Linked DNA regions of Homo sapiens: region 1 is linked to region 2. The links are chromatin loops, found by intact Hi-C in ENCODE. Cell type or tissue: PC-9. All regions are shown on one strand. Each heading gives the region's core, and the rest is flanking DNA. Links, peaks and the distances in the headings are about the cores only.

The links. A loop is a pair of places that touch in the nucleus more often than their neighbours do. Peaks named below come from ENCODE experiments on the same cell type or tissue, not always from the same donor. Only the 100,000 strongest peaks of a DNase experiment are listed, where the experiment ranks them.
Region 1: a loop joins it to region 2, with 2.7 times the contacts of the local background. A loop is called at or near these places in 3 of 110 quality-filtered maps.

Annotation. Positions count from the first base shown.
Region 1 is chr2:172,336,516-172,348,873 of GRCh38, forward strand. All of the region lies in intron 4 of LOC107985960 (a long non-coding RNA gene), which reads left to right. Among named protein-coding and RNA genes, the nearest start is that of ITGA6, 85 kb to the right of the region's middle. In PC-9, for the core only: no CTCF peak of the experiment used is centred there; no DNase peak of the experiment used is centred there; H3K4me3 peaks cover 522 bases.
Region 2 is chr2:172,226,174-172,238,531 of GRCh38, forward strand. No RefSeq gene overlaps it. Among named protein-coding and RNA genes, the nearest start is that of DLX2-DT, 130 kb to the left of the region's middle. RefSeq lists a silencer at 8,808-9,102. In PC-9, for the core only: no CTCF peak of the experiment used is centred there; DNase peaks (open chromatin) are centred at 3,178, 5,528 and 5,958; H3K4me3 peaks cover 777 bases; H3K27ac peaks cover 2,542 bases.

The DNA.
Region 1 (12,358 bases), core at 2,674-10,673, 110 kb after region 2:
GTGAGCTTTCATCTAAACACAGGGCGGGTTGGTTAATCTTTGAAATCCCAATTAGGAGCCTATCTTCCAGGGCATGGTGAATACATTTGCAGGGCTCTGCTTGGAGTCCACTCTCCAGACATGGCTGAAGACCACCACTTGAATCTTCACATGGTCTGTTAATTAGCATAAGAGATTTTCATGGACAAAATGTGGGTTGGCTACAGATATTGTAAAGGTAAAGGCACCTCTCGCCCTGCATTAATGTGGTATTAGAATGAGATGGCCAGCTTAACCCCCTTTGCAGCGGTGTTGTGGAAGGGGCCTTAGTTGTGTTCTGTGCCCCAACAGATAGCAGAGGATTCAGTCACTAATGCCACTGGAATTTGAACTGACTCTGCTGCTGGAGCTTATATGTTTTTGTGCCTGCTTATTCATAAATGTTGGTATGTGTGGCAGAATTCTGAATGAAATCTGCCTTCATTTTCACACACCTCACAGTGAGGTCATTGGGGAGGGGAACTGTGGCTTTTATAGACCTCTAGCTATTGAAGATGGCCATTATCTGCCAAAAATGAACCTGACAGATGTGAATAGCCAAATTGACTTAGGTCAGTTGTCAGCAGCCTGGCCACCATGTTTGGATGGGCAACTGTCCCACAGTTGTGATTACTTAGAGCAGAAGGGGATATTGGTCTAAGCAGTGGCAATGGGTTCCTTCTCCTGCCAGTTTGGAATTCAGGCTGAGAAATAGGAGTCTCAGGCACTACTTACTGCTGAAGTGGAGGGAATGTAAGCCCACGAGTGATGAGGAGGACATGTGGGTGGCCAGGGAAGAAAGATGGTCTGCCGAGAGAAAAAGAGGGAGTGCACATGCAGGCAGGGATAGAGACCACGGGGCCCCACCAAGAGGGAGGGTGTGAGGGGCGGGAGTGAGGCTGCAGGGAGCTCCCGTGGCTCCTGCTGGCTTTCTGGTTCTAGGTTTTCAGCTCCTTGGGATCATCTGACTGGTCTTCCTGCCCTGAGGTTCCAGGATACACTCCTCTATCCTACAATAAATGACTCCCTGTTATTGATTAAGTCAGTTGTGCCCATCTGAACTCATTCAGGTGACCCTAATGAAGGCAGCACTAAGATCAGAGAGCAGAGGTCACTTGGGGCCAGTTTTGTCAGGTTTAAAGAAGTAAAGACTCTGAAGGTACACAACATAGTCAGCATCCAAGGTAGAAAACATGCACACCTATGGCTTGCTTCATGGGAGAATAAATTAGTGGAAATATGTTTACTAAAGAGAGTAGTTTTGATTATGTATTATATTAGAGTACATAGTTAAGTCATCTACTATGTAAGGTCCCAGCTTTCTTTTCTCTTGATGTAATTAGCTATTAGGTTTATGTTAAGCCTTATTGCTGTTTTGTTTTGCTTTTTAAATCCATCAGCATTTAAAGAAAAGAAAAAGCTGGGCTATAATGGAGAGAACACGAAAGATTAGGCTGTGTTGAGAACACCAGATTCTTACTAAACACCTACTCTGGGCAGCCTGGTATAGTGGAAAGCACTAATTCTGAGCTGAGAGGCCCACGTCAAGTTTTGGTTTAGTCTCTTCCTCAGAGTTCTCAGGCAAATAATTTCATCTTGTTTGGGCTTTTCTAGATTGTCTGTAAAACAAAGGGGCTGGAGTAGATATACTTTAAGATCTCCTGTAGCTCCTAAGGGCTATGATGTAGGATGTGCTGGGCATTATGCTATATTCAGTGGCCAACAGAAAAATGGGGACAATCCCAGGCCCTCATGGAGGTCAATGTTCAGCAGGTAAAATATGCATACAACCTTATTTAGTTTACAAAGAGGCAAAACACTACAGGAAAACATTTAACTTCCTCCAATAATTGTTGACTTAAAATACAAACTTAAATACCTTTGAAATTGGATGCTGAGAGGTTGATCATCTAAGTAAAGAAAGATCATCTAAAATAAAGGTAAGGCAAGGGCCCAAGAATACCTCCTCTTCACAGTTAGGGACCTTAGTTTTCCTTCTTTCTGTATTCCTAAAAATAAATAACCAGATAGAACTCTTTTACTTCCCCCCACCCCAAATCACCACATTTAACTTTTCAAATGGGAGAATCAGCCATTTAATGGAAAATCTGAATTTCGCATGGAGGATGAAACATAATAAAGGGAGAATTAAATCACAAGGCACCGAACAAGTATCTTCTGCCCCCTTACAGAGACTAGGCCCCTTTTTTGTAGAATTCATTTGAAAAATGGGGTAATGTGTGCCTACCCCACTTGCTTATTATCATGAACATTATCTTTAACACAATAGGCAATTTAATTCTGTTAATGATAATTTAATAATTTACAAAAAAAAATTTAATGCACAGGAGCCCTCCTTTATCCCCAATTTTTACATGAAGAAATGAGGCCCAGGGAGGTGAATCAGTTAACGTAAGGCCACACATTTGGTGCCTGGCAGATCCAAGGTTAGAACCATCCGCCTATATAAGCCCAGAAAATCCAGTGGACTCCATGGACTACAGGCAAGCAGATTTCTGGAGAGCACGTGTGAAATCTACATAGTGGGACAAAGCTTATGATTAAACATGGCAGACCTAAGCTTCTGCCTTCCAAAACCCCAACTAAAAATTCTAGTAGAGGAATAAAAAGGTACTAGTGCACAAAACCAGATACCAACTAAAAATTCTAGTAGAGGAATAAAAGGGTACCAGTGCACAAAACCAGATACCCTGGAAGAGGAGCTACACAGATTTTGAATTGGCTCCATGGTGTAGACAGATGGAAAGCAGGTGGAGGGGTGGTGATTGGTTTAGTCTTCAGAGGGCATTCCAAGGAGGAGTGTGCCATACCCACCCCTTTTCCTCCCAGCAGAACCTCAGAAAGGTTGAGGTTCTGGGGCACCAAGTGCTGCAGGAGGCAGGAAGGAGTTTGGCAACTGAATGCAGGGGGCTGCTTAGAAGTCTGGAATTAGATCCCTAAGTGTTCTCCCCGACTGGGCAACCACACAATTCCTCTCCCTCCCCTTCCTCTGCCACCTGCTTGCATAAGGCTGGAAGTTTTTCTCTAGAGATGTGGAACCAAAAAGGCTATGAACATAGCCACATTAGCACAGAGGAGGGCAGGAGTGAGGTTTGGAGCTGGTACTGGGGGAAAGTGAAAGTCAGCACTGACAATGATTGAATGGAGATGATGACCCCAGCTAGCCCCTGCCTCTTTCGCAGCCAGGCAGGCATCCTCTCCAGCCAGAGAGCAGGGATTCTGTCTGCCATGGGGGAACTGAGCTGCAGACAGAAGACCGACTAAAGTCCATTTGGGGCCCTACTCTGAAAAGGCTGCCTCAGTATTAGGTTTCTGTCAGTGAAATTCACCAGCTCACAAGCCTGCCCACGTGTCTCAAAGCAAACCCATGAATCAGAGTTTTGGATCTTCGTCTTCAATAAGAATGGGCATGCGAGGGCCACCTGATTCTGGAGGAAAGACTTCAACATAAAAGAGATCAAAATCATTCAAATGGGAAAAAATACTTAGGAGAAACAAACAATGAAAGGGAACAGAAGTAACCTTTATAAACATACAAAAACTTATTTGATATTGGTAGGGAGATAAGAGAGGGTGCTGTACCCGTGAATCCAGAACAGGATGCTTTAATTCAGAAATCATCAAAGGACAAGAAAGAAAGGTCTTAAAAGCCCTAAAAAAAAAAACACACACACACACACACACAACAACAACAACAACAAACTCCCAGAAAAATGAACAAATGAACAAAAAAACATGGACAACAGGGAAGACATGATAAGAAAATGAAAGGATTGGTCCTGGAGGGCTAACATTCACCTAAGAGGAATTCCAGAAAGACAAAATAAAGAAAATGAAAGTGAAAGAATGGGCAAAGAAATATTACCAGAATATTTCCTGTGGATTTGAAAAGATCCATGCCAGCTTATACCACTTTGGAATTTCAGAAACCGTGAATGAAGAGAAGACCGTAAACATTTCCCTAGACGGATAAAACAGGTTCTGTTCAGAGGAACAGAAAGTAGAAGGGCACAGGATTTCTCAGTAGCAACCCTGCACACCAGAAGGCAAAGGAAGTAAAATGATAGTGCACTCCTGTCCTCAGCATTGAGCAATTATCTAATAATGGAAACACAGAGGATAGATTTAACCAAAAATTATAATTTATCTATATCGAGAGAATAGAGGGAGGCAAAATATGGAGGAAAGTGTAAGAAAGAGTCTCCTAGCCTAATGGGAAGCTTATTGATGTCCCTACTGGATAACTCAATAGCAGCACAAGCATTTTATTTAGAAATTTGAAGGAGAATATAAGAAACAGCTGAAAGGGGACAGGTCAGGGGAGGAAAGCAGGAGACTGGCTTTGTCTGTTCCATGATAAGACTTGGACTTTCTAAATCACTTGCATGGACTACATGATAAGATCCCTGTAAGGACTTTGAAGAAAAGATTCCTTTTTTAAATTCCCTGATCTGATTGCTTCGACTTCTTGGAGGACGCAGACTGACCCTCGCTGTCTTACAACCTCTTCATTAATAGGGGATCTGGGTTCCCCTCTCTTGGGGGTATAGGACTTGTCTCTTGGAACAATGAGAAAAATAAGACTCCGCTGGGGCTTTATGCCTACGCTTACACAGGCAGATAAAATACATGAACTTTGTTCATTGTTCTCATGGGGATATTTACAGAGTTCTTTTCCCTCTTGCTGTTTATCTTTTGGCTGGGGTTCTAAGCGGAATGGACTCAGGTGGTGAGTAACGGCTGAATCTCATTGTTCCCCTCCCTTGGTGACACACCCTGAGCCTGTAACCCAGCAGCAGCTTTCGTGCCATGTCTACTGTCCCGTGGAGTAAAGCTAGTCTTGCCTTTGATGTCCTACTGGTTGTAAGGATTTTTTTTCTTTTTTTCTTTCTTTCTTTCTTTTTTTTTTTTTTTTTTTTTGAGACAGAGTCTCGCTCTGTTGCCCAGGCTGGAGTGCAGTGGTGCAATCTCGACTCACTGCAACCTCTGCTTCCTGGGTTCAAGCGATTCTCCTGCCTCAGCCTCCTGAGTAGCTGGGATTACAGGTACACGCCACCAAGCCCAGCTAATTTTTGTATTTTTAGTAGAGATGGGGTTTTACCATGTTGGTCGGGCTGATCTCGAACTCCTGACCTCGTGATCCACCCACCTCTGCCTCCCAGAGTGCTGAGATTACAGGCGTGAGCTAGTGCGCCTGGCTGATTTTTTTTTTCTTGACATTAACATGAACGTGGGTTTGTAAAAATCAATGCGGGACAAATATATTATGAAGAATGAGAGCTTAGGAGTTAAATGTAATGGAAATAAATCCTTGGAAAAGTTGGAGTGAATGAGTGGGGGAAGCTAGGTTAGGCAATGAACTACTGTGGTTCTCTACTGCTGTTTTGTTTTGGTTTGTGTTTTGGATTCTAAGCTATGAGAATCTTCCAATTTAGATTTTAATAGACCTCTTAGAAGTGCTATAGCTCAAGGAAAAGAAGGATATATTCTGCCGATTCTATCTCTTTGGAGTTTGTGTTCTCAAACCTACAAGCAGTGTCTCCTTCCTGTAAATCACAAATTCCTGCAATGCCTCATAAAAGGGTCATCTTCCTTGGACCTTTTATCTGGTGGGAGCTGTGTGCACCACTGAAGGGGAGGAAAGGAGGATGCTGCCAACAGTGATCAGTGACCTTCGGGAGAAGCAGAGGCCACGGACCTCCCAGCAAAGGAGTGGCCCTCTGCCAGGACACAGGGCTCCCTGCCTTCTGCCTCGGCTTCCTTCTCCTCCCCTTGGTGCTTCCTTTCTTTTCCCATTAGGGCTTGAAGTCCATTTTCACCTGATTAAGGGAAGGAGCCCTCACAGACTGCACCTCCCAGGAATGGCCTAGGCTCCACTCCATGAGCTCCCTCCCTCTCCCTCCTCTGCCACCACCTCCTCCTCCTCCTCCTCCTCCTCCTCCTCCTGCTCTTCCTCCTGCTCCTTCTCCTCTTTTTCCTCCTCCTTTTCTCTCTCTCTCTCTCCCCCTCCCTCCCCCTCCTTTTTATAAGATCTAATAAATACATTTTTCAGTTAACTGCTGAATCCTTTAAGGAAAATAGATGTGTACCTCTATAGTTTTGTTGAGACTAGGGGAGATGGGGAATTTATATTTCCTCAACATGTTTTATTTACAATCCTCCTGGTGCTTGAGAAGAAAAACACATGAAGACTGCCCTTGGATAAGATCTGTGCTGAGTTTAATCAAGTGCACTCCAGTCTAGCTCAGCCTTAAACCAGAGTGTGTGGGAGCAGAACTTGCGGTGAAAGCCACATTTGATTAAGAACACTCATTAACATTTGAAAAGCAAATCCGTGTCTCCACTGGGCTTCTACATGTCTGATTTCAAGAAGCTTATCCAGGCCCTGACTTTCTCTTCCAGAAGACCCCTCTCATGACTGTTTCTGCATCTGCCAACAAAATTAATCGCCCTCATCTCTTGCACACTGACAGTCTAGAAGATTCTAGAAGATGCTGGGTTTTTTTTGGTGTTTACCACAAACAAAAGGCCAATGCTTTCAGCAGCTGCCCAGCCAGAGGGGTTTCGGAGTAAGTTTCAACAAATCCAAGTTGAATTACAGGCCACCTTCTCTCTCTGGGGCTGCCCAGTCTTCTTATCAGTAACCTCAGCTTCTGAGGCCAAGTAGGGTATTTTACTTGTCAAAGTAAGTTTGCTTCCTTAAGAAAAAAGGAGAAACAACGCACCACTTTCTTACCTGATGGGAAAATAAATCTTCAGTTTGCAGTTTGGGGAAAATGGTATGGTATTTACATCTTACAGAGTTTTATGTTGCATTTACAGTATTGCTTACAGAATGCAAAAATTTTCTTGTTTCTTACTTAATGCAAAGAAACCAAGGACAAGAGAAGTTCCGTCCCATTCAGTTCATACAATAGTATTTCTTAAACATAACTGGCATCAGGATTACCTGGGATGCCCAGGCATCCTGATTCCATAGGACCCCATTTAGAGAAACACTGACCCTTGTAAGTGTCACAAAATTGGAAACGGCCTTGAAGCTCCTGGGTCCCACCCTTCATTCTACAGAGGGAAGACTAGTCCAGAAACCTGAAGAGGTTCTCCCAGGCTCCTATATCCCACACAACTCCTGCTGCTCACCAGAAGCAGAATCAGGCCCAGATTTTGGTCCTGGGCCCTCTAGGTGTCCTGCCCTGCCCAGCAGCCCTGGCTGTTCTGCAACCTCATTTATTTCCTGCTCTCTTCCTCTCGCCCCTGCCCCACAGTTGCTTCCTCCTCCCTGGTCCCTGTTCTTAGTCTAACCAGAACCCTTAACTTGGGTCTTTCCTTTTCTCTGATCTCCTGGCCCTGCCCATCTTACCATCCTTTCTTATGTTCTACAAATTTGCATGGCATTGAAGTGATGAGAGCCCTCTTTCTTCTACCTGGTGAACTCCTACTCATTCTCAAAACCGAACTCAACTTTTATTTTCTTTACATTTTTTTGAGACACTGTCAAACTCAGTTAATTTGTCCCCTCTCCTAAAATTTTATATGAAAATGGTATTTATCTAGACAGCACTGTATTTAATTAATTTTTGTTTGGCTTCTAGTGGCTTCTCCACTAGAGCATGAGCTCTTTGAAGGCAGGCACCCTACCCTAATAGATCACTCTATCGTTGTATTCCTCCATGACTAGCTATTCTGGTTAAGTATTGTTGTAGGGGGAAGAAAAACTCAAAACTTTAGTGTCCTAAAACAAAAAATATCATTTAATTGGTACATGAATCTACAATGTGGGCAGGGCTCAGCAGGGATGGCTCATCTGTGCTCCATGCAGTGTCAGCTGGGGCAGCTCCAATGGGGCTGAAGTATCTGCTTTCAAAATGTCTTACCCACCTGGCTGGCAAGTTTTTGCAAATTGTCAGTTTCTCTCTGTATGGGTTTCTTCACAGGGCAGCTTGGGCTTCCTCATACGATGGTGTCTGGGTTCTAAAAGTAAGAATCCCTGGAGAAAAGGCCAAATGTCTCAAACCTTTGCAGCACCAGAAAGAGCAGTAGCTCCTGAGGGATTCTAGATTAGATTTCTTGAATTTTCTCTTTTAGATAGTTATTTATTGTTTTCTCAATTGTTTTGGATATATGAAAGTTTTCATACAATTGGGAAAGAAATGGATTCAGAGAATCCCAAGATACATTCCCTTCTTATTCTGAGACACCAGTGTGTAGGCCCTAGGGATGAAAGGAAGACTTACTTTTAACAGTATTCCCTTTTGTACACTTCAGGTTTAGCACCATGTACAAATCATATACAAGTATCTATTTTTTTTATTATACTTTAAGTTCTAGGGTACGTGTGCACAACGTGCAGGTTTGTTATATATGTATACGTGTACCATGTTGGTGTGCTGCACCCGTTAACTTGTCATTTAGCATTAGATATATCTCCTAATGCTATCCCTCCCCCCTCCCCCCACCCCACAACAGGCCCCGGTGTGTGATGTTCTCCTTCCTGTGTCCATGTGTTCTCATTATTCAGTTCCCACCTATGAGTGAGAACATGTGGTGTTTGGTTTTTTTGTCCTTGCGATAGTTTGCTGAGAATGATGGTTTCCAGCTTCATCCATATCCCTACAAAGGACATGAACTGTGGCATAAGTATCTATTTTTTAAGTGTTTAAATTAGAAAATGAAATTTAAATAAAAATTGTACATAATGGGCATGATGGCTGCAACTTTCAAATGTTTCAGAAAGAATAGTAAATGTGTATGAAGATTATGTACCTATGTATACATATACACATACACAGAGAAAGAGAACGAGGCTGGTTGCAGTGGCTCATGACTGTAATCCCAACACTTTGGAATGCTGAAGCAGGTGGATTGCTTGAGCTCAGGAGTTGGAGACCAGCCTGGACAACATGGTGAAATGCCACCTTTACAAAAAGTATAAAAAATTAGCCAAGTGTGGTGGCGCATACCTGTAGTCCCAGCTACTCGGGGGGCTGAGGGCAGAAGGATCACTTGAGCCCAGGAGGTGAAGGCTGCATCGAGCTGAGACTGCACTACTGCACTCCAGCCTGGGTGACAAAGTGAGACCCTGTCTCAAAAAAAAAAAAAAGAAAAGAAAAAGAAATGAGAAAGCAAGTGGGCAAAATGTTAACGGTAGGTGAATCTGGGGAAAGGGTGCACATGTGTAGTTAGTGCTATTATTCTTTGTGCTTGCAAGTTTTCTGTAAGTTTGACATTTTCCAATAAAAAGTTTTCAAAAATCACGATAAAATGAAAGTGGGCCACAGCTGCTGGGCTACCAGCATAATGGCTTGTTTTGGGGAAGGAAGAGTGTTCTGAGCCATTCTCTTTGTTACTTGCTTGATACAAATTTAGGTTTTCATTCACAGACCCTTTTAAAATCATTTCCTGGAGCAAATTCTTTGATGAGTTTAACAATAACAATAATTAGAGAGAAAATCATGGTTAATGCAATAATTATCTCAAAATTGGCAGCATCAAGTTTAGCAGGTGACATCATGAACAGTTCTGTGAACTTTGAATGTGTTGAACTTTGTCTCCTTGGTTTTTAAATGGCAAATTCCTTAAGAGAGGAAAGGAAACTTACATTTACTTAGCATTTCCTAAGACAGGCACTGTGCAAAGGGTTCTAAGTAGATTATCTCATTTATTGCTCTCAAAACCCCATCAGACAGATGTTACCATTCCCGGTTTTACAATTCAGGAAATGGAGACTCATGCAGTGGTTGTCTCAATGCTGATGCTCTTGGCTGCAAGTAAGAAACTTCCATTTGACTAACTCAAACAGCAAGGGTGTTCATTATCTCACATGACACAAGTCTGGGAGCAAGAAGAAAGGATTGAGTACATGCCAGGGATTCTGCTAGCCCCAGCAATATGAAGATGAGTAAGACCTAGCTCCTGCTCATGGGGAACTCACATAGGGATAGAAAGGTAGGCAGATCCACAGTCTGTGGATTTGTTCATAGTTCACCATTAGCTGGTAGTCTATCTTTATTTTAATAGGCACATGTGATTCTTATTAAATGAACACATGGCTTACAGACAGCTATTAAATAAGTCATTGCTTTTTAAGAGAAATATTTATTTGTGCTTCAAACCAATGATGTATTTTTTCATCAAGATTAATAATATTTCTGTATATCTACATATGACTTTATTGGCTTGCATTTTGCATAATCTTACATCATCTTGCTTTTTTGGCCTTATTTGCAAACAGGGCAATTTTCTGGTCGTAAGAATCATGTTCGTGTTAGATCAAAAAAACAGTTTGAGTCATTTTAACACTTTTATTATGAGAAATATTTTTAAAATAAGTATTTCATCTATTTTATTGCAGATAATTCTTTCCTTTGCACAAAAACTGTTATTAGTCTCATGAAAAATAGATGTGTTTAGAACTAGCGCCATGATACATCACTGACATTCTTCAAAAGTTCACATCTGATATCCCATTCAAATTCTTGGTTTTTTTTCTCATAGTTTTCTACAAGCCTCTCTTTATTAGACTCCAGCTTTTGTTGTTTCCTACTTTTTCTTACACTTGTGTTGTAGAAAGCACATTGGATTAGCAACCAGGAGACTTTAATACTAGTTTTAGTTTAGTACAATTTGTTCTGCAGTTTGGCCTCAGCTTAATAAAACAAGACATTTGACCTGGGTCAGAGATGAAAAAAAAATTTTTTTCCTCCCTGCAGCTCTAACTCTGATAGGTAGTAACTGCCTGAATGACTTGTTTGCATTTCCAGGATAAATCCTATTTGGTCATAATGCATTGTCCTTCTTATATGTTATTGGATTCAATTTGCTAAAATTTTGTTCAGAATTCTTGAGTCTTATTTATGAAGAATATGGGTCTGTAGTTTTCTTGCAGTGTCTTTTTCTGGATTCTGTTATTGTACTAATTCTGGCCTCATGCAGTATTGGAAAGTATTCCTTTCTCTTTACTTTTCTGGGAGAGTTTGTGTAGAATTGGTATTGTTTTTTTCTTAAATGTTTGGTAAAATCCCCAAGTGAAGGAATTTGAGTCTGGAGCTTTCTTTGTGGGAAGATTTTAAACTACAAATTCAATTTATTTAACAGGGCTATTTAGGTTATCTGTTTCTTCTTGAGTAAGCTTTTTTAAGTGGGACTAGGGCAGTATTTGGTCTATGGTTAATGTCACCCAGTGCCAAGTGAAGGCCCTTTTGAGTAGTCTACCTGATACCCTGTGAGTTATGAGGTCTGGCTAGTGAGAACAGGCATTGTTCCCAGCCCTAGGTGAGCTCCCTGTACTCCTTATTCCTTAATTATTTCAGGTAATTCTTTCCTACTGTCAGGCAGTTTCTTCTCATTTATATCGAACAAATAGTCAACTGAATATTTAGGGGGATCCTCTGCAGATTTCCAGAGTCCTCTCTGCAGCTCTCTCCTCTCTGGTATTCCACCCTGTGAGCTCTAGCTACCTCGGCCTCCCCAGTTTCCTCTACTCAGAGAGACAGCTGACTCCATCTGGGTTTCTCCTCCTTGCACTGTGGCCTGGAAACTCTCTCAATGCAGTAAGCTGGGAAAATCTTAGGGCTCACCTCATCTGTTATCCCATCTTTCAGGGATCACTGCCTTTCATTGCCTGATGTCCAATGTCTTGAGAACTGTTGTTTCATATATTTTGTCTGATTTTTTCGTTGTTTGGAGTAGAAGAATAAGTTCGGTTTCTGATCCTCCATCTTGGTCTATAATGGATGTCTCCAGATTGGATAATTTTTACAAGTTCATTTAAAATTGTGATTCCAGACCTCCAAAATCACCTTCTTTGGGTGATTTTTAGATAGACTTTGGTTACTTAAATTCTGTTTTTAATTTTGTGTTTGACAGTTTCTTCATTCTAATATCTGCTGTCCTATAGATAGGTTTTGGCATTCTGCTTGCTTCAGAAAAATCCAAAGCACTTCCACCTGTCTCTGTGTGTCCCCTGGCATGGAGGAGGGCAGACATCCACCATGTTCCACAGGTGACCCTTCTGAGGCGAGAGGAGTATGTGATTTGTTCAAGGTAGAATATTTCAGTAGTAGCAGAATTCTAGAAATTGATTAAGGTACTTGACCCTTGGGTCAGAGAACTGAGCCGCCCTCTTTCTGCATAAAGTCACCTTTTGGGTACCCAGGACATTTTAATCTTGTTGGCATTCAGTCTGCAAATAAAGCTGACTCATAAGTATATCCATTAAACACATTTTAAAAAGAATACTTGGAAGTTTCCTATCCTGCTGATGTCTAAAATTTCAAAATCAACTAGTCATTTATTTGGGTAAAGCAATCCTCTTCTAAGC
Region 2 (12,358 bases), core at 2,500-10,499:
TGGAATTGCTTATTTGAAGGTAGAGGCCACATGGCAATGGATGTGGGTAGCTCTCTGGGAGCTGAGAGCTGGACCCCAGTCTTACAAGAAAATAAATTCTGCCAATAACCAGTGAGCTTAGGCAAGGACTCTGAGCCCCAGATAAGAGGTGAACAGACGACCTTGTTCTGTGCCTGGACTTCTGGCCTACAGAACTGTGAGATAATAAGTTTGTGGTAACTTGTTGCACAGCAACAGAAAACCAACACCCATGTGTTTGTCTTTTAAAAGTATACAGATTTCTTCAATACATTGTAATGTTCTCAATTGTCAGATTGGCCCTTGCTTCATCATGGTGTCTGTCACCGTGCCCCGGGTGACGTCTAGTGGCAGAACTCAGCTAATGCTTGTCTAGTGAATGAATGACATTTTAAGGTTCACCTGGGTGGAGAAGGCGGGGGCGGGGGGGAGTAATAAACATTCTTTAAAGTTATCCCAATTCAGCTGAACAACGTTTGTTTAGTATCTACTTCATTCAAGGCACTAATTTAATGTGTTTTATCCTGATTTCTTTCAGTGGCTGCAGGTTTTTCATTAAAGTTGATTTTTCCTGGACTTTCCTGAAAGGTTTCTTTCTTTGGCAAGGATTTAACAAGAGCCATATCAGCATATAATTTTATTTGTGTTGTCTTATCAACACCCTGCAGCATGTGTACACTCTACCAGACTGTATGAAATGGCAAAGTAATAGCTTTTTTTTTTTTTTTCTGGAGACAGTCTCTGTCTGTTGCCCAGGCTGGAGTGCAATGGCGTGATCTTGGCCCACTGCAACCTCCACCTCCTGGGATCAAGTGATTCTCCTGCCTCAGCCTTTCTAGTGGCTGGGATTACAGGGGTCTGCCACCACGCCTGGCTAATTTTTGTATTTTTAGTAGAGATGGGGTTTTGCCATGTTGGCCAGGCTGGTCTTGAATTCCTGACCTCAGGTGATCTGCCTGCCTTGGCATCCCAAAGTGCTGGGATTACAGGCTTGAGCCACTGCGCTTGGCCCAATAACTTTATCATTGTTTTTTCTAATTCCCACTATAGACTCAGGGCCCTGCGGCAGGACAGAAAGCCAATGGTATCTGAGGCGATGGCTGACCATGAATTTGGCCACACCAGTGCTCCTCATCCTTGGACATGGTATGGAGTGATTTACGGTTTGATCCTGGAGTTAGAGTGCTTCAATTCCAGTTGCTGCTCTACTCCATACTAGGACATGCCTTTGCTTCCCTACTTGAGCAACGGAATAATAGTATTACCTCAGGGGATGGCTGAGGAGTAAGCGAGGTCATGCAATGTAGAGAGTTTAGCATAGTGTCTGGCGTAAGGTAGTTCTCAAATATTAGCTATTATTGCTCTTATAAAATGTGAAAAGTTGATTCTTGTAAATTCCAAGAACTGAGCTTTCGCTTCTATAGTTGGTACTGCAAAAGCAATAGGTGTTTTGTTTTCCAAATATAAAATGGCATATTAATTACACTTTTTCAAATGAAACATCCTTTTGGATATTCTCATACCAGCTCCTCTTAGGAGAGGCAGGCTCGCTTGCTTGAGAATCACTGGTCCTGGGCCCAGATAAGAGTAACTGTAACTGCCTCCAGAGTCATCCAAATTTCCAGGACCTTCCCCCAACCCTGGAGCTCAAACTAACGAAACCAGTCTGTTAGGAAACTAGAGGGGGCTGTCTTTTACAGATGTGGGTAGCCTCGGGAATTTTGGCTTGTCCAGAGGAAACCAGGTTCAGGCTGTTGGCCCTAAGTTCTTGCAAAATCAAGTGTTGCCTTTTGTGGGTATGTGGTGTGGATGTTCTTAGAGATAAGAGCCAGGTAGGAGAGGCCATGCAGAAATCCGGTTTCAGAACTCCATAAAAACTAGGGGAGGCTGCTCTTCTCAGGAGAGTGAAACAGTCTTCCCACAGAAGATGAGCTGGAGGCTGAGTGTCATGGCTTACACCTGTAATCCCAACACTTTGGGAAGCTGAGATGGGAGGATTGCTTGAGGATGGGACTTTGAGACCAGCCTGGGCAACAACAAAGGGGGACCCCCATCTCTACAAAAACTAAACAATTAGCTGGGTGTGATGGTATGCACCTGTAGTCCCGGCTAGTCGGGAGGCCGAGGCGGGAAGACTGCTTGAGACTAGGAGGTCAAGACTGCAGTGATCCATGATCTTGCCACTGCGCTCCAGCCTGGGTGACAGAGTGAGACCTTGTCTCAGAAAAAAAGAAGGCAAGCTGGGAACATTGTGAGGTTTGTTTCTCTGTAGAGCATGGAGGAAGGGAAATAATTTGGTGCCAGGGAAACACGCTTACTGCTCTTTCAGAACTTTGTTTTGAAATGGCATCTAGATTTCAGCAACATGCTCGCACTTGAAAAATGAAAACATTGGACAGAGTTGGTGTTTACGAGTGTGAACTTGCTCTGGCATTTAGTGTAATTTTTTTGGCTACGTAACTGCCATTCTTCCCATCTGCTCCCTGAAGCAAATCTTTGTGAAAGAGGAGTTCCAGCTGGAGATTTTAGTTGCTTGGTTCAAAATATGCTGCCGGTGGGAGAGGGAAGGGGTTTCCCTGTCTCCATCTGAGAAGTGTGTTACATGGAGACTTACCTGTGAACAGGAATGAAGAAAGGAACTATGAATTTGCAACCACAGAGATCAATGTGATGTGGACACATTTGGATTTTTCTTGGGGGTAATTAGGGTTTAGCCCAGGCTCCTCCTGGTGGGAGGATGCTCTCACCAAGCCCCAAGCAAGGGCTTTAGAAGTGTGTGCTTACTTTCCCTGGGTCTTAATTAGGGGCCTGGGTGGCTTGTTAAATCTCATATACCTTCTGTGTAATAGTTTCTGACCTTCACTAGAACGCTTGTTTTTTGAAGAGAGAAGTGCTGTATTGGGGGCCCTTGTAGGGGTTACTGAAATTCAGGTAATCAACAAGTAATATTTTAGAATAAGCATTCACAAGATTGCATGTGACGTACTTGTACTAAAAAAAAAAAATCCATTGTTGATCTGAAATTGGAATTTAACTTGGGTCGTGTTCTGTTTTGTTTTGGCTGAATCCGGCAACACTAGTTCCGTGGGGCCAGGTGACCTGAGCTGGGGTGAGGTAGCAAATGCCAGGATGATAGTAGGGTTCATTTCCTGGTAGTTTCTGATGGTGGCTTGTGATAAGAAAGTGGCACCAAGGAGCTGCCTTCCTGAGAAGTCTGCTAAATTACAGAAAGCTGTTTGGAATCAGAAAGGAGCCAATAACCTGATTAAGAGCACCCTTGCATTTCTTCCTCATTGGGCAATGGGAAATTGCCTGGGAGGATCCAGCCTTTACCATTAACCTTTCCTTCTTGGAGGACCGGCTCCAGTGGCTTTGACCAGTTATGTGGTGGCCTGGCATGCTGTCATCTGTGCTAGCCACTTTCCTATAATGTCTGCTCTTATGCTTCCAGCGAAGAGGGGGGCACCAAAATGTTGTTGTTTTGAGGGCTGATAGCAGGGAGTGAAATCAGAAATCCTGTGTGAAGGTTAGTGTAACTGGGAGATTGAAGGATGTAGTGAGAAGGGAAACTCCATAGCCAGACAGACCTGGTTTCAAAGCCTGGGACCAGCACTTGCTGGTTGTTGGATCTTGGAACAAGGGCTCAGTTTTCTGGTCTCTGAAATGGGGTTGCTAGTGATGCTTACCTCACAAGGTTGTGCTGAGGGTTAAATGAGCTAGTATAGTCAAGGCTTTTACATAGTGTGTGTTATTCGGTACAAGCTGAATTAATGACAGTGCTTACTGCCTCATCAACATGTGAGTTCTAGGTACTCCATGTCACCTACATGCTCATGTTTGTCTTTTAAATCTTGCCACTTGCCCATTGAAATAGGATATCTTGCATGCCTCCTTTTTGACGGAGAGCTGGCTGGCTCTGAGGCTCCTTCTAGAAGGACTCTGGGGTTTCTTGGCACCATAATCAATGGCTGCACTTGATCTTATTGGCTGCAGCTCCAATATGGGGGTAGGGTTTTGGGTTCCTCATTATTTCATGACCTTCTACTCCAAACCTCTACATATCAACATTAAATATCAGTACATGCATCATGATTGCTCTGCAAAGCCAGCTTCAGACAAGCTCCTAAACCTCCAGTCAGACTGTGGCCCCAGGTCCCTGAGTAAAGATCTTGGGAGCCACCACTGGGCCAGATGAGAAGTACTTGAGAGACCCAGCATGACCAGCCTCTCCTGGCAGGAGCCCCCAAAGTCTCTGGAGCACAGACTGTGTAAGAACACAAATAAAACAAATACAGAAGCCATTCTGAATGTGTCAGCATTTACAAGAAAGGTACTGTTAATATTCTATAGATAGCTCTGTGGCTCATGGAATGTGTTGATGTATGTATTGCAATAAAGGAAGCATGGGTAGATTAAAGGGCAGATTTAATGGAATGGCTAGGCTTTTAGAAAGGACATTAAAAGAAAGTTCCAGTGAGATTTTCACATAATTGATTACACATGAGGATGGAGGAGGCTTGTTTAGTGGGCTGGTGCATAGGCTGTGGGCTGTAGAGGCCGAGGCTGCCCAGGAATTCAGGCCCTGGGAGAGGCAGTGCCGGTGCAGGTCCCTTGGCCTCATTGGCCTATTCCTTTACCTGGCGGCTGCATCCAGCCTTGCTGCTCGGCCTGCCGCTGCCCTCAGAGAGTCAGCTGGCTGGTGGGTTGGCTGACAGCAGTGTTGTGTGCTGAATTCCTTTCCAAGGAGGAGGAGGAGATGCCAGCTATTCCATACATCATCCTCTGCCACCTGCCAAGGAGGCGAGATACTGCTGGGGAGAAAACAGCTTTTACTCATTCCTTTGTATTTGGGCCTGAATACCAGCCAGAAGCAGTGGGGTTTGGTTAGTAAGTCTGTCGCAAATCATGCTAATGGAAGTGCTGTGTAGAACATCAGGGCTGGGGAGTGTGTGATTGTTGAAAATTTCAGGCAGGGTGTTATCCTCCCCAGTGTTCCACTTAAGGAGCTGCTCTGCTGCAATCACATCATTGTGGCTGGGTGTGAGCAGCCTGCTCTGACAGGAAAGGACAGGCAAGGTTCGGGGTGGGGAGCACTCGGAGGTCTGTGATGTGATTAGTGGAGGGTTAGCACGGACAAGCTGTTGGCCTGGTCTCTTGAGTAGTGAACCCAGATGGGAGAGACAGTTTGCCGAATGCACAAAGACAAAGGAGAGCAGGACAGTTACAAGTGCCACCCTCAAACTCCATCAGACGGTGCTAGGTGAGGTTTCCCTTGGACTTATACCATCTGACAAGTTGGCCAAATTAGACATCATACTCAAAGAAAGGGCCCACCATGTTCAGGGAGAAATCTTTCAGTCCTGGGGCATAGAGGTTTGCCATTGTCTTCCCTCTGCCTGACTTTGGTGCGTCCTGGCACTCAGCTTTCACGGTTGGCCCAGGTCTGAGTTTCATGTTGCTCCCATCTGTCCCTTTCACCTGGAGAACCTGTTATACTTCATGACCTGCTGACATCCTCCTCCAGTAGGTAATGTGTGGTGCTAGAGGCCCTTCATTTTACCAGTGATATCAGAGGTGTACTGGAGGCAGAAGAGTCGCCCACAGCAGAATGGCTCATGGTGAAACCTGCAGAGGTTATCTGAATGAGTCCTTCCTGGTTTACATGAGCTATCTTTAGGAAAGCAGGGGCTTCCATTTTTCCACTAACATTGCCCAAATGCCTCTCCTTTCCCACCTTGTCCCAAACACACACCTGCACCCCTCCTTGGCTCCCTTCTTCTCTCCCTAGGTGACTAGATTAGTAAATCTGAGTTAAATACACTTGAAGGGGCCTTGGTGTTTTTTAAGCCGTGGTGCTGAACCAGCTTCTCCTGCTGCCTGCCCTCCTGAGTCATTGCCTGGCCTAGTTGCCAGTAAGAGTTGGGAGGAGGGAAAGGTGACTAATAACAAGCATGGGGGAATCTTTAGCCTGGAGAGCGATTTTCCTGCTTTCTTTACACCAAGTCATTGTGTGGAAGGAATGCGTGTGTGTGTGTGTGTGTGTGTGTGTGTGTGTGTGTGTGTGCATGCTGGGGCCTTTTCCAAAAGCAAGTGCTTTCTCAGCATCACCTGGGGCCCTTGCCACAGGAGGATGTTCTGAGGTCATGCTCTTTTCCTTCTTGTTGTCAGACTCGAGTCCAACATTAGCTTTGTTATTCCGGCCAGATGAGGAAGGAGACCATTTGGAAGTCATTTTTCACCATGTTCTTGGGCTTACTAATCCGATCACCTTTCTTGTCAGATCAAAGGTGATTGTTAAGTGTACTAAATTCTTCACACAGGACTTTTGCCCTTTTTTCAAATTTCTGTTTCTCCAAAACTGTAAAAATGAGCATAGATGCTTTCAAAATGAAAGTCCCTCCACAAATAACCCTAATGGAAAGGGAAACAACATCCTTCGGTACACTTCTTGCTTTCTGGGCCCTCAGAGAAGGGATCGGTCTGGGAGAAAGGGATTGTGTATCCAAACTGGACACCTCCAGCCAGCCAGAAAAGAGGATCTGTGCCTTTATTTATACTGTATTTACACAGCTCGGTGACCATTGAAGAAGTCTGTTTAATGAAATGCTGGAGTCGTTTTTAGATGGGCCTGTTGGAATCATTATGAGTAAACACGTGTAGAGATTTATTTTCCTTCTCCCAGAGGTCTCTTGGAGGTCCCTGAAGATAAATATTTGCATGGTTTCCAGTTTATACTTCCCCAGCCTAATGTGGTGCTGAGGCAAGTGGTTTGCCTCCTTTCACTGAGCTTGTTAACATGCACAGGACCCCTGTCCTCCCAGGGCGGGCTGTGACATTCTAACCCTGCCTCAGAGACAGTGCCTGGGTGGGCAGCCACTTGACCAACCTAAAGGCTAGTGCAGGCGTGGGCTTGTTGCTGTTCCAAGCAACCACACGCGGTAGTTGGTGGAGTGGACCAGCTTGAATCTAATGGTTTACCTTGCGTTCATGAAGCCAGGTCCTGCGTGAATCTGCATGGCTGCCCCAGTGTTATGGAATGTGGGGGCAGTGGACATAATTCTCAAGTGTCCTGAGAAATGCAGATCTCTGGAATTCTCAGTGTTCTCTTTGGGAAGCTGATTTACACTTGCTTTTCAATTGTTTTCCCTTCAGACCCTTAATCCAAAACAAACCAGGAGATGTTACCAAAGACATGGTTTAAACAATTTTTTTGATTGGTCTTTGTCTCCTTTCTTGGTTTAAAGTGAGGGGACAAGGAATTGCAGGGTGTTTCATGTTTATACTATATGCATTTTATTTAACTACAAGTTAGGAAAGTAGACCCAAGGTTACCCCATAAAAGACATGACTGGTTATTTGAGAGTATGTTATTAGCATAAAATGGGGTGAGGAAGAGGTCTGGGACTGTTCGATTTATTTTGTGGCTCCCTACTGGAGCACAGCAGAGGTCTTAGAAATTGATGTCAATAAATTTCAGAAATATTTTCATCTCAGAGTCAAAATGTTCTTTACCATAAGGTAGTGATAGTATTTAACCTAAGAAATACAATATGCTCATGTCTAATCTTCAGTTGGGTACACAAATTCATGGAGAGGCTTAAGGAAGACTGAAGTCACCTTTCATTCAGGGATTTGGGAAAAGGTTATGGCAGCTTTAATTCAGCATTATAGATATGTCAATCTAACTATGTATTGCCCCTGAAAGCATGGCTACTGCATCCTGCAAGATTTTGCAGCTGACCTTTTTAGGTTGTTGTTGGACATCCAGGGCTGAATGCTGTCATGAAATTCTGCTCCTTGGTAGCTCACCATCCACCGTAAGCTCACCATCCACTGTATGTGAATTGTCCCTAAGTGAGAAAACAGACTGCAGCAGGCCAGTGAACTTTTTGAGAAACTGGCAGACCAGCAGACATTCTGGCGCCAGCAGGACACCAGTGGGAACTGAAGGTCTTTGTACCAGGAATAAAACAGTGCTTCTTCCTTGAAGGAGAGGGAGCCTTGGCACTTGGAAAACCCTTGGTAGGAATTGGGTAGTGAAGCTTGAGGGAAGGGCCTGGAGACTGGTGAGTAGCTCTATGTGTAACCGGGGAGAGGAATTTCTTCTCCTGGGTGAAACAAGGGATGTAGGGGTGAGAAGGGAGTGGGGACAGTAGCTGAAAGTGTCAGTCAAGAGGTGTCCTCTCTGGGTGGAAACCCTCTCGTTTTCAGTGAAATCTCTCAGGAACTGCTTCATGGCAGCAGATTTTGAGAACCAGTGAAAGGGCTGCATTTTGCATTAGGGTCGGTGGGGGAACTAAAAGAATCACAGGCAGATGCAGGGCCTGGGAATTGGCACGATTCAGGGGTAGGGGAGTGAGGAGGAGTTTCGGACATTCCTAGACTGCAGAATTGGTGGATTCAAGACAATTTCACCCAGATCTTACAGGGCAGAGATCCACACCTGTGGGTCATGTGTTTGAAACAAGGTCCACAAGCAACCCCGTGGGTCCATTCTGTTTTCCCCGAAGAATACTGAATGGGATGGGAGGTTCCTGGGGAGCGTGCTTTGACCCTGGGACAGCGCACGGGAGGAAGGCCCCGCACAGTCTGGCTGCCTGGGGGTCTTGTCGCCTGGGGGCGGCGGAGAGCGCCAAGGCAGCCAAAAGAAGCTTGTGTCGTGGAGCAGCGGCGGGCACGGGGGACACTGGGGGGAGCAGCGGCGGGCATCTGGAGGCATCGGGGGACAGCGGGGGACATTGAGGGGCAGTGAGGGCGGCCGAGTTGTCGGCGGTGGGCGGCGCCGGGGGAGCCGCGCTCGGGGACAGCTGGCGGCTCAACGGCAGCATCGGCAGCATCGAGAAAGGTGACGAGTTCTGCAAATAACAGCTGCGGAGCAATCGTTATGTTTGGACAACGTGGGAAGGGCCATTGTTCACAAATTGTTCTCTTCAACAACACCTGCATGCACAGATAATAATCCATTGTCGGTCTCCGGCTTCAAAGACAAAAGGCAGCCGCGGAGGGAGGAGTCAGCAGAGCCTGGAGATAACAGGACCACTTTGCAACCGGGGAGAGTGCAAACGAGGACTCCAAGTCGCGTCCCGGGTCTGCCGCGACGGTCGCTCACCGCAGGGGTCTCCTTCCTCTTCTGGCAGCGAGTGCGACCTCTTTTATCCTAGCAGGCCACCACCTTCGCGGCAACAAACATCATTTCCTATGCAGTTGCAAAGCATGCTCCCTTGCAATCAGCGATCAATACTGGCAAAGTGGCTCCAGGATAGGAAAGGTCGCACGTGTGTTGGTAAATGGAAAGGTTTATGAGGCGCAGGTGGTCGTGCTCCGCGGAGATTGTGGTATTAGCATGTCAAAGACAAAACGGAACCAAGGTATACAGGCACAGAGTCTCTTCCTGGGGCTCCGGGAAAGCTTGGCACGACCCTCTTGAGCCTTCAGTTTAAAATGAAACGCTGGCGCCAGATGTGGCCACCACATTGCTGATAAGTCCAGTACCTTCCGTTTGTGCAAAGCTTTGTGATTTAAGGTTAAGTAGTTTTGCTTACTTCTCTCATTTGAGCCTTATAAAGACAGTGTGAAGTCTGTAGTGAGTAAAAGCCCTATTTTAACAGAAAAGGAACCAAGGGACCAAGTTGGAACTTGAATCTGGGGTCTACTGATGTTCCATTCACTACACTGCTTGGTATAACTGCATATCAGGTTATTTGGATTTTATTTTATTTTTTTCTTTTTCAGCCTTTATTCAGTAACTACTACCAGATTAGGTAATAGGCACATAGAGACATGAGACATACATTCCCTACCTTGCTATGCTGTTCAACATAGTAGCACGTGGTAATTTAAATTTAATGAAAAGTCAATAAAATTTAAAATTAACTTTCTCAGTACAACTAGCCATATTTAAAGTGCTCAGAAGCCATATGTGCCTAGTGGCTGCTGTATTGGGCAGGGCAGAAAGTTCTACCGGGCAGCACTGTGTCTACAGGCTAACAATCTAATGAAGATTAAAGACAGTCTCACTTCTTTTCTGTCCTATTTGCTACTTCCTTGCAGTTCATTCGTTCCTTGGTACATGTGTGCCTCTTGCTTTCTAAAAGACACCCTGAGCAGTTTCCAGCTTTATTGAGGTCAAATGTGCATGCAATGGATGCATCCATTCTCATGCACAAGTCAATGAGTTTTGACTCTTGAACAATTGTGTGAACACCACCATAATCAAGACACAGGACATTTATATTTTAGCAAAATATTCCCTGTGTCCTTTCCCACTCATTCTGTTACCGGAAAGGGGTCCCGATCCAGACCCCAAGAGAGGGTTCTTGGATCTCGCACAAGGAAGAATTCAGGGCAGGTCTGTAAAGTGAAAGCAAGTTTATTAAGAAAGTAAAAGAATAAAAGAATGGCTACTCCATGGCTCTAGACAGAGCAGCCCCGAGGGCTGCTGATTGCCCATTTTTATCGTTATTTCTTGATTATATGCTAAACAAGGGGTGGATTATTCAGGCCTCCCCTTTATAGACCATATAGGGTAACTTCTGACGTTGCCGTGGCATTTGTAAACTTATGGCACAGGTAGGAGTGTAGCAGTGTGGACTCCCAGAGGTCACTCTCCTAGTCATCTCGGTTTTGGTGGGTTTTGGCCAGTTTCTTTACTGCAACCTGTTTTATTAGCAAGCTCTTTATGACCTGTATCTTGTGCCGATATCCTGTCTTATTCTGTGACCTAGAATGCTTTAACCATCTGGGAATGCAGCCCAGCAGGTCTCATCCTCATTTTTACCCAGCCTTTATTCAAGATGGAGTTGCTCTGGTTCAAATACCTCTGACAATTCCTCCCCCCAACCGTTGTTCAGGCAAGACTGCCCTATTTTCTGTCATTATATATTAAATTTTAGTTTCTAGAATTTTAAATAAATGGAATTATGTAATATTTATTCTTTTATCTGGCTTCTTTCCCTCAGCATAATGTTTTTGAGATTCATCCATGTTGTTGCATGTATCAGGAGTACCTTTTTATTGCTGAGTAATATTCTTTTGTATGGATATATCACAATTTGTTTATTCACTCACCTGTTGATAGACATTGGGGTCGTTTCCAGTTTTGGCTATTATGAATAAAGTTGTTATGAACATTTACATGCCAGCTTTGTGAGGACATGTTTCCATTTCCTAAAAGTGGAATTGCTGGGTCATATGGTAAATATACGTTTACCTACATAAGAAACTGCTAAACTGTTTCCAAAATGACTATGACATTTTGCATCCTGTTTGGCAAAGCTGCAGGATACAAGGTCAACATATAAAAATCAATTCTATTTCTATATGATAGCTATGAACTGTCTATTTCAGAAATAGAATTTTTAAAAGCACCATTTATAGAAGCATAAAAATATGCAATAGGGTGAAATTTAGCAAAATATGTGTATGCTCTGAACACTGAAAACGACAAAATACTACTGAGAAAAATTTTAGAAGACCTAAATAAATGGAGAGAAATATACTGTGCTCACAAATTGGAAAGTTGATCTTCTTTTTGTTTTTTTACTCATTGAGAGAGAGTTCTTGCTATGTTGCCCAGGCGGGTCTCAAACTTCTGGACTCCAGCAATCTTCCCACTTCTGGCTCCTGAGTAGTTAGGATTACAGGTGTGAGCCACCACACATGGCTCTAAAACTTCTTCTTCTTCTTCTTCTTCTTCTTCTTCTTCTTCTTCTTCTTCTTCTTCTTCTTCTTCTTCTTCTTCTTCTTCTTCTTCTTCTTCTTCTTCTTCTTTCTTCTTCTTCTTCTTCTTCTTCTTCTTCTTCTTCTTCTTCTTCTTCTTCTTCTTCTCTTCTTTCTTTTCTTCTTTTCTTCTTTTCTTCTTTTCTTCTTTTTCTCCTTCTCCTTCTTCTTTTTCTTTTTCTTTTCATGACAGTGTCTCACTCTGTCTCCCAGGCTGGAGTACAGTGGCACTATCATGGCTCACTGCAGCCTCAACCTCCCGGGATCAAGCAATCCTCCCACCTCAGCTTCCCGAGTAGCTGGGAGCATGGGCATGTGCCACCATACCCAGTTAATTATTTTTATTTTTGGTAAAGATGGGATTTCACTATGTTGCCCAGGCTGGTCTTGAATTCCTGGGCTCAAATGATCCACTCACCTCAGCCTCCCAAAGTGCTGAGATTATAGGCATGAGCCGCTGTACCTGGCCTTGATCTTCTTAAGATGTCATTTCTCTTCAGATTTTTTTTGTGTGTGTGTGAAACTGACAAACTGATTCTAAAGTTTGCATGGAAATCCAAAGGCTCTAAAATAGTCAAAAAAAAAAAAAAAGATAGAAAAGAACAAAGTTGGGAGATTTACA